Linked DNA regions of Homo sapiens: region 2 is linked to region 1. Evidence: chromatin contacts called from ENCODE Hi-C or POLR2A ChIA-PET data. All regions are on one chromosome and are shown on one strand. Each heading gives the region's core, a stretch centred on a gene start or an enhancer-like site at or near the end of the contact. The rest is flanking DNA. Distances are from core to core; before and after follow the strand shown.

The links. A loop is a pair of places that touch in the nucleus more often than their neighbours do. ChIA-PET counts read pairs that join two places held with the same protein, here RNA polymerase II (POLR2A). Pooled maps may share reads with other maps.
Region 2: a loop to region 1 is called in a pooled map, with 2.4 times the contacts of the local background. The contact joins two enhancer-like sites. A Hi-C loop is called at or near these places in 1 of 50 pooled maps. POLR2A ChIA-PET finds 5 or more read pairs at or near these places in 3 of 52 experiments (GM10248, MCF 10A and OCI-LY7).

Annotation. Positions count from the first base shown.
Region 1 is chr2:160,991,194-160,996,430 of GRCh38, forward strand. No RefSeq gene overlaps it. Among named protein-coding and RNA genes, the nearest start is that of TANK-AS1, 170 kb to the right of the region's middle. Within about 2 kb of position 2,503, at least 7 of the 41 ENCODE cell types and tissues checked have a DNase peak (open chromatin) inside an H3K27ac peak, as active enhancers do.
Region 2 is chr2:161,101,576-161,106,812 of GRCh38, forward strand. The region is part of intron 2 of TANK-AS1 (TANK antisense RNA 1); the gene reads right to left. Among named protein-coding and RNA genes, the nearest start is that of TANK-AS1, 56 kb to the right of the region's middle. RefSeq lists a silencer at 2,890-2,959. Within about 2 kb of position 2,741, at least 2 of the 41 ENCODE cell types and tissues checked have a DNase peak (open chromatin) inside an H3K27ac peak, as active enhancers do.

The DNA.
Region 1 (5,237 bases), core at 1,253-3,752:
ATCATAACTAGCTGATAGGGGCTGGGGGAATAAATGAGTACATGCCCCCAAATACGAAATAACACAGTACATGTTGACTCCTTTGGAGTGAAGGTAGACAACTATGTTTGTAATATGATTGAGATTGAGATCAAAATGCCTCCTGTCATCTAATTTTTTGGTAGTATAACTTATGTCTCTCAGGAAAAATTATCATTGAGAAAATTATTCCCCAGTCCTACCAGGCCCTTCCAGAGAGCTGCAGTTTTACTCCTCTTCTTCATGTTTGTTGGGTACTTTGTTTAGATGAATGGTATACTGAGCTTTAAGAGGGACGTGACTTCTGTCAATTTTTCTTTTGTAATTCTATGTTACTAAGAACCCAATGGCTATAAGACCTGATTTAAGTTTTTCCAAAGCTAAGGTAACAGTTTTCAAAGCGTGCTTCAAGGGCCTCCTACATAAAAATTAATAGGATGCATGCTAAAATTTGATTTTCTGGGCTATGACATTCTGAAGACCTACTGACCTAAAATATCTGGTGAAACAGCCCAAGGATCTTAATTTTAATGAGTATCTCAGGTTATTATTGAATTTCCACCACCAGTAGTTTGAGAACCACTGGTTTAAGGGCTTTGCTGACTTTGGGGCATCCTCCTAACCCTATTCTTGATAACAAAATCTGTAAAGAATCATCCCTTCAGCCAGGTGCAGTGGCTCACGCCTGTAATCCCACCACTTTGGGAGGCCAAGGTAGGCAGATCACTTGACGCCAGGAGTTCAAGACAAACCTGGCCAACATGGTGAAATCCTGTCTGTACTATAAATAAAAGCACAAAAATAACCAGATGTGGTGGTGTGCACCTGTAGTCCCAGCTACTCTGGAGGCTGAGGTGGGAGGATCACTTGAGCCCAGAAGGCAGAGGTTGCAGTAAGCCAAGATCATGCCACCACCCTCCAGCTTGGGTGACAGAGTAAGACCTTGCCTCAGAAAAAAAAAAAAAATTCTTTTAGTTACATTCTTCTATTATAGAAATTCTTAATTCTGAGCTCTGGACCCATGGATTTCTACAGAATCCCTGGATGGGCTTCAAGATGTGCTTAAAGACTCCTGAATGTGTATGCAAAATGGTGAACAGGTGTATGTTTTCTCTGGGGTAAGAATCCATAGATATCTTCAGATTATCCAAGAGGTTTCAGGACATAGAACAGTTGACCCACTGCTTTGTGGGACTAATGCTATTAAACTCTAGGCTCCCGTTGCTGAAATTAGGTTTCATGGATACTAAGCAACCTCAGCAACAGAATTCTCAAGCTAAGTAATTAAACAAATAGACATTTATGGAGCATCCTGGGTGTTTATGAGGCACTGAAAACATTCATTCCTCACAACTCTTTTTAGTCCTTTACAGTGGAAAGTAGCATTATCTCCATTCAGGTTTCTAATAACAATAACAATAATAGTTAACATTTACTGAGCACTTACCATAGGCAGGTACTAGTCCAAGTACTTCCTATATAACAGCTCAAGTAATTCTTATTAACATCTCTATAATTCTTTTCTTTTTTTTTTTTTAGATGGAGTTTCACTCTTGTCACCCAGGCTGGAGTGTAATGGCGCAATCTCAGCTCACTGCAACATCTGCCTCCCGGGTTCAAGTGATTCTCCTGCCTCAGCCTCCCGAGTAGCTGGGATTACAGGTGCGCACCACCACGCCCAGCAAATTTTTGTATTTTTAGTAGAGATGGGGTTTCTCTATAGGCTTGTCTTGAACTCCTGACCTCAGGTGATCCACCCGCCTTGGCCTCCCAAAGTGCTGGGATTACAGGCATGAGCCACTGTGCCTGGCCAACATCTCCATAATTCTTATGATACCTCTATAATTCTTCCCATATTTCTATAATCTATAAAGTGGATTCTACTATTACTCCCATTTCACAGATGAGGAAACTAAGATTTCCATTAAGTTTCCTTCTCTCATCTCTGTATCATTAATAATAACAGCTAACCTTCATTGAATGCATTATGTGCCAGGCAGTATTTCAAGCACTCATTTTACAGAGGAGAAACCTAAAGCACAGAGACGTTAAGTAACTTATCCAATGTCATCCAGGTAGCAGGAGACAGAGCTAGGATTCAAACCCTAGTCTGGTTAGAGAGTCCACACCCAGCCATGCCTACTACTGCCGCAAGTTCTAGCCTCTACCTTACTGGACTGCTAATTCTGTAGGCCTAAGTTTCTGGGGATTCCTACCTCCAGTCTAATAGATTTCTTTCTTCATTTTTTTATTATTATACTTTAAGTTTTAGGGTACATGCGTACAATGTGCAGGTTAGTTACACATGTATACATGTGCCATGCTGGTGTGCTGCACCCATTAACTCGTCATTTAGCATTAGTTATATCTTTCTTCATTTTGAAGCTCCATTTGCATCAAGGGCTTTTGGGCATGGCTCCTAAGTTTCTACATGCATCTCCATGGCCACCTTATGCTGCACACATGCCCTGGGTGACAGTGTGTCAGGCCAACCTTAGCTCTGTTCCAGTTCCCAGACTACACAAGGTCACACCAGTCGCTCAGGGACGTTAGGGCTCTCAGAGGCCTTTAATGATCATAGATACGATAGCACCCGACAGCTCTGCTGCTCAAAGGAGAACTGGGCAGGATCACATTTCAAATATTGCCTCTGTGTAATGTTCTGAGACCATTCAGAGCCCGGTTAAGAAAACACAGCGACGACTCTCCTCAGAGCTGGGGCTGTTGATTTTGTTAGGTGAGATCACTTGAGGAATATAAAATGCAAGAGAAAGAGTAGCAAAGAGGAAAAACAATAGATGAAAATATAGGGTCAAGCAAAAGTCACCAAGCAGGGGAGGAATTGCCAGACCACATCGTTCCGCTCAGCTTAAACCTAGGGTTTAAGAGCTAAAGGAATTAATCAATTTCTACTTGTTTCAATTTCCTTCCCAATTGTAAAATGTTTACCTGCACGGTGGCTTTTAATTCAGAGAGAAAGAGAGAGAGCGAGCGAGCGAGAAAGAGAAAGAGAGTGAGCAAGACAGAGAGAGAGAGTGTGTGTGTGTATGTGTGTGTGTGTATAACAAAAGTTAAACTATGACTCTGTTTTAAAAGACAGTAGCCCATATTCTCCTGCTCAGCACACACACATAAAGGTTTTGTGATCAAAGCACACAACATTTGTATGTCTAACCATTGATTTATGCTGGGCTTTTAATATTATGCAAGACTTTTTCCTTCCTTTACTCACCACCGAGTGACTGTGCTGATTCAACATTTTATAGATGCATCAATTTTCCTTTAGAAGCTGTGCCGAGAACGTGTGACTCCCTGGGCCAGTTTCTCATTGAAATCAGATGACGCAGGAAGTATCATCCACATTTCAGTGATAGGCTGCCCCCTAGTGACAATTTTCAGCTACACAGTCAACCTACAAATTTACTGCTGCAAATACCGCAGAGGTTTCTTGACACAAAGGAGAAACATCCTCCGTTGCAGAGGATGTAAAATAATAGTGTAATTTAATCCCCAGCCTATTTTCTATACATTTCAGTGTTATTAAAGTTTTCTGCGATAACTCAATATATCTCTGTTTTCAAAATACAGTCATATGCTGCATAGTGACGTTTCAGTCAACGACGGATCACATATATTTAATACAAAGATGGTCTCATACAATTACAATGGAGCTGAAAAATTCCTATCATCTAGTGGCATTGTAGCCATCATAACTTCATAGCACAATGCACTATTCACGTATTTGTGGTGGTGCTGGTGTAAACAAACCTACTTTGCCGCCAGTCATATAAAAGTGCACATATAATTATACAAACATGATACTTGATACAACTATATCATTGGTTTATGTATTTGATATACTATACTCTATCATTATTTTTTAACTTTTTAAAATTTTTATTATTTTTATTAGAGACAGGGTCTTGCTTTGTCACCTAGGCTGGAGCGCAGTGGCATAATCATAGCTCACTGCAACCTCGAAATCCTAGGCTCAAACTATACACCTGCCTCAGCCTCCCAAGTAGCTAAGACTACAGGCACACCACCATGACTGGCTTTTTTTGTGTGTGTAGAGACAAGTCTTGCTATGTTGCCCAGGCTGGTCTTGAACTTCTGGGCTCAAGGGATCCTCTCTCCTCTGTTTCCCAAAATGCTGGGATTACCGGTGTGAGTCACCATTTATCAATATAATAGAGTGTTCTCCTTCTACTCATAAAACAAGTTAACTGTAAAATAACCTTCTAGTCCTTTCAGGAGGGATTCCAGAAAAAGGCATTTTATCATAGGAGATGCTTGTTATTGCCCCTGAAGACCTTCCAATGGGCCAAGATATGGAGGTGGAAGACAGTGATATTGATGATCCTGACCTTGTATAGCCCTAGACTAATGTGTGTTTATGTCTTAGTTTTTAACACAAAAGTTTAAAAAGTAAAAAATAAAATATTCTTAAAATAGAAAAAAAGTTTAGAAAGATATAAAGAAAGGAATTTTTGCCTATAATCCCAGCACTTTGGGAGGCTGAGGCAGGCAGATAACGAGGTCAGGAGATCGAGACCATCCTGGCTAACATGGTAAAACCCTGTCTGTACTAAAAATACAAAAAAAAAAAAAATTAGCTGGGTGTTGTGGCGGGCACCTGTAGTCACAGCTACTTGGGAAGCCAAGACAGCAGAATGGCATGAACCCGGGAGGCAGAGCTTGCAGTGAGCCGAGATTGCACCACTGCACTCCAGTCTGGGAGACAGAGCGAGACTCCATCTTAAAAAAAAAAAAAAAAAAAAAAAGAGAGAGAAAGGAATTTTTATATAGCTGTAGAATGTGCTTGTGTTTCAAGCTAAGCATTATTACAAAAAAGTCAAAAAGTTTAAAAAATTAAACAGTTTATAAAGGAAAAGAGTTATAGTAAGCTAAGGTTAATTTATTATTGAAAAAAGAAAACTATTTTGTTATAAATCTAGTATCCCTACATATACTATTCAGCACACATAAAGTCTACAGTAGTAGACAGTAATGTCCTAGGCCTTCACATTCACTCGCCACTCACTCACTACTCACTCACCCAGAGCAACTTCCAGTCCTGCAAGCTTCATTTATGGTACATGCCTTATACAGGTATACCACTTTTTATCTTTTACACCATATTTTTACTGTACATTTTCTAGGTTTAGGTATGTTTAGACACACAAACACTTAATATACAAATTGTGTAACAATTGCCT
Region 2 (5,237 bases), core at 1,491-3,990, 110 kb after region 1:
TTCAGCAATTAACTCTGTGCCTTTAGACACCCCAAGGAGTTTTCCTGGTAAATGTAAAGAGTAACTTACCCAAAACACATTCTTTCACACTCTGGCAGCAATACCTAAGGTTAGGCAGTACCATTTAAGGAACTAATGCGACAGGCTAGAACTCAATGTTGACATCTGAGATGTTAGGTATGCATGAGGGCTAATTTTCTAAAAGTTTACATACATATGCAGGATTCCATCCATTTTCTCCATCACATTTTCACTAATTAAGATGGTTATTAAAGAGCTGGACTTCATATTATCCTTAATTTCCTGGAACATGTAATTGCAAACTCACTCCAGAAATTTCCTTGTATACCTCCCACAAGGTTGCCTAATGGTGAGTGTTACTGATAGACGTTTCTCACTATGATGGTAATCAGGTTTCAATGAAACTCTTAAAATACTCTAGAAGAATCCATAAAATTGGAGAAGAGGGAGATAAGAGAGAAAATTATACATACTCTAGGCAGCCAGTTTTGATGTGGTATCATTGATAGTCATTTTCTATTCATTACCTAGCTCTTAATATAAAACTTCATAAGTCAAAACATAAGTTCACAAATACAGAACCAGGACCCCAATAAAAAATAAAAATCAGAAGACAATCAGGCAATATAGCCATAGGGAGGAAAAAAACACTATGATCAGAAGCTTAGAACTATAATCTAGTCCCTTCCTTACCCTTGAGCCAATAGCCTAAAATGCACAATCATAGAAGAAATTTTTATTTCATACACATGAAAATGGCTAGTACCTATTGCTCATCCACATTTTCCATGTATCAAACAGCATAGACATACAGGGAAACTAAAACTCTCTTTGATGCTCATAAATATTCAGTTGAAATTTTTAAAAATTTACTTATAAAAAAAGAGCAGTTGTTACCTTATGTCTATGTAAAATTAATTTCTCTACAAAATAAAATCAACAAACTCTAAATTAAAACATCTCAGGATCTCACATGGATCAGAGTTCCAAAACTGGTAGCTGTAGTTAAGACTAGAGGTGTCAGAACAAAATTTTAAGTCAAGAGAATCTTCAAATCTGTATGAAATCATGTCTAAATAATGCTAAATATAAGAATTTACATTAACAAATGAAACAAGCACAAAGATAAAAGTTGCATAGTTAGGGAAGGTCAAAATTTAAGCCTGCCTTCACATAAAGTTTAACATTTTCATTCCTTGCCTTATGCCTTACCATAGCCTAGGGAATTAACAGGAAACTAAGGCCTAAGGCAATTAGGTACCACCATCTGTAAATCACCCAGAAAATGATTGAGAGTATAGTATCAAAAGACTGACAAGAAGTAAACTCTCATGATGAGAATTTACAGCATTCCAGAAAAAAAAAAAAAAAGCAGTGAAGCCAGATGTCAAAATATGTATTTAGTGACTCATAAAATTTCATTGCCCCAGAGTGAAAAAAAGAAATATCACAGTTAGGCAACATTTTCAGCAGATGCCCCTAAAATACTTCTAACTTTAAAATAGTTCTTCAAATCTTCTTGAAGTGCTTCCTATTCATTTATAGTTCTCTTATTTTATTGATGTCTTTCTTACCACTGTCCTACAGGATTAGGAGTGAATCCAGGAGCAGAAGAAATTGAGAAAAACTGAATGTCAGGTTCACTATGCCCTGCTTAGCCTCATCCAACTCAAACTTGCTATCCATGTAGTCAGATGGGGTAAGCTGGGGGATAAAATGAGAAATAGAAATGGATCCATTTTAATCATATTCCTCTCCTCTACCTTTGTGAAAAGCAGTCTACAAGATACCCCTCTTACATTTAATGTTTTAACATTATTTTTAAAATCTCAAAAGGAAAATAACACTGAGTATTTCACACAGGAGAAACTGAAGAAAACTCCAGGCATGAAGACTTTATACTCAAGTAAAAGAGGAGAACAAAGGCCAAATCTGTCCACAGTGACATTTTGTTAGCTGGCGTGCCTTTCAACAGAGTTTCATTCTCCAGTTTGCCACAATCCCCATCACTACTTATATTGTATAAGCCGCTTCACACTTCACATTCACCTTACCTATTAGTTCCTGTATGCATTGCAGACTTTGACCCCTGCAAGTGAAGATTTATCTTCATCTACTTTTACACACTCAGCTTTGGCAGAGGTCTTTAAAGTCCATCTTCTAGAACAACCGTCCATTTGATAATTAGATTCTCTAATACATTTCTGGCTAGCTTTTTGCACGTCAGAAACACCAGAAGAACTAAAAATAATAATAAAATAAAAAAATAAAAAAAAATGCCTGAGCCCCATCCCTGACCTACTGAATTAAAATATTGAAGGATGCAGGGGGAGGGGGTTGGGGAGAGTTCTAAGTATCTATGCAGGTGAATCTGATGAGCAGCTAGGGGTTACAAACTATTTATTATATCTAATCATGAAGAACTCACAGTTTTTAGATAACAATGTAAGAAAGTTCTTTCCTCAGGCAAGTCTTAGTGCTCAGACTAGAGATAGAGAAGAGTTACCTGCCTCTCAGCCCTGGGGTGGTTTGACAGTATATCAGAGAGCCTTGTCAAAACTCAGAGGGGTTTGTTATAGAAACGAGCCTTCACTTCTTTCACTGCCTGCCATATGTTTCATTCCCTGCTGGCTCGATTCTGAGAACATTTTCCATATCTATGTCCATGTGAAAGCTAAAGCTACCTATTCGGGTGTTGCAGCTGTCACCAACAATATCCTGGTGATGGGATGAAATAGATTTTGCTTCAGAAACTATGAAAAGAAAGTCGGTGTGCAGAAATGACACATTATGAAACGATGAAGTATAACATCTGGCTCAGAAGTGAGTCAGACAGGTGCCATTAATGAGACAAACAGGAAGCTTCTTTATTAAAAGCAAAGTTAAATTTTGAGGCTATTTTGGACTCTCTCTATATACAGGTCTATTAACCAATTCAGTTGAAATAGCTTTACAGTGGATTTGACCAGATGTTTGGCTGCATTAGCTGAAATCACTGGTTATTATAATATAGCAAAGATTCATCCCACATAATTGCCCACAGGAATTTAATAGCCATAGGTTAAAAAATACATCATTATCGGGCCGGGCGCAGTGGCTCATGCCTGTAATCCCAGCACTTTGGGAGGCCGAGACGGGTGGATCATGAGGTCAGGAGTTCAAGACCAGCCTGGCCAAGATGCTGAAACCCCATCTCTACTAAAAATACAAAAATTAGCTGGTCATGGTGGCACACACCTGTAATCCCAGCTACTCGGGAGGCTGAGGCAGAAGAATCACTTGCACCCGGGAGGCAGAGGTTGAAGTGAGTCAAGATCATGCCACTGCACTCCAGCCTGGGCGACAGAGCAAGACTCTGTCTCAAAAAAAAATCATTATTATACCAGGTCAAAATTGTACAACAGTTTACACCTTTCAAAGCACTCGCTCACAAATAATCTCATGGAAACTTTAAAGAAACCCTTTTGTCAGGTGATAATAAACCCATATAACAAATGAAGAAACAGAGACTCCTGTCCCATGACTTGCCCAAACTTATTCAAGTAGGATCACAGCTGCACAGACCCCACATTCTCCAAACCTAAGGTCAAGGCTCAAGCTCTGAGGATCTTCAGGATTTTAAACTACAAGAGGAAGCTTTAAGAAACAAACAAACAGAAACCTTAACCAATATAAACCTAACCACGATTCTGGAAAACCAGGGGCTGAACAGGAAGAAATGTAGGAAAGAAAAATGTGAGAAACATCTAGCCCTGGATGCCAAGGCTGCAGACTTGCTAGTTTTCAGACTGAATCCTAACATACTGCTGGTACATACACATCTGCAAGCTATTCCCAGGCCCATCAACAGCTCCCTATCAAAGTCACAGGTGTAGGGTAGAAAACAGCAGAATGAAACCACCTTATGGTTGTGCAGCACTTTAATCATCTACACAAAAGAGATAAGACACATTTCCCTGCCACATAAATATTGGCTAAGGAACACTGAGGCACAGGAATATTTTGAGAAGGAACATATGAAATGTAGCTGAAAGGGCTTTCTGAACATCAGCCCCCACGGTGCTTCCTGACAGTCAATCATGATAGGGGATGGAACCGAGAGGTTCAAAATAGGTATTCTACTCAGTAAAATAATAATAATAATAATAATAACTTTGAAAACATAGTGCAAAATGCATTATTTGATTCTGCCATATTTGGTTCAGCATGCAAAGTTAAATCATGGTAAAATGAGGAAGAATATCTCTTAAATATCAGGAAGATCTTCATGCCTTAAATAAGTAAACCCCTGAACCATGAGTCTGAAACAAGAAGAAATGGACAGTGAAAACAACAGTGCCTTTTCCATTAAAATATAGAAGGATAAAATTAAAAGTGGAATGACTCCCTCTTCCTGCGTAATTCCTTGCTTATTTAGGACATTTTATTAAAACTCTGCTATGACATCATTAGCAGATTGTAAATCTTTTTGGGGCATGAATCGCATAATTTCATTTCTTTTCAGTCTCTAAATTTTATTAGTTTATCAATGTAGATTTTAAGGATGATGGAATTTGACCCAAAATATTATGTATCCCTGTACTTATATGTCTTAATAGGACATATATATGCGTAAGCTGAAATATATATGTATATAATAAATTTGCTTTTCCTAAAGTCACATATATATATGGCCTTAGAAAATATATAGGATAATATAATATATAAAATAATATAGGATAAAAATATATAGGATAATATGATAGGATATTAATGTGTGTCCATATATAGATACACATACATATCCTATATTATCCTATATACTTTCTAAAGCCATATATATGTGGCTTCAGGAAAACCTAATTTAATTATATACATATATATTCCAGCTTAAGGAAAAGCCAATATAATAAAGTTCAAAATAATAAAATGAACAATTAGGCATAATTATTTACCTTTATTAATTTAGCAAATATTTATCATGTACCTATCTTGTGTCGGAAACTATGTGAGATAAAAGGATGCGAAGATGTTACAGAGCCCTTCCCTCAAGAGGCTGACTATGAGAGGAGGAAGAAGGCTTAAGTACTATGAGGAAAAAAAGGTATTCAGAGTATGGTAGAGACACAAGCTAGTAGTCAAAACTCATATGATAATTAGCCTTATACACTGCACTAAGAAATCTGGACTTTTTATTGTAGGCCACAGGAGCCATTGAAAAGTTTTAAGCGTTGAGT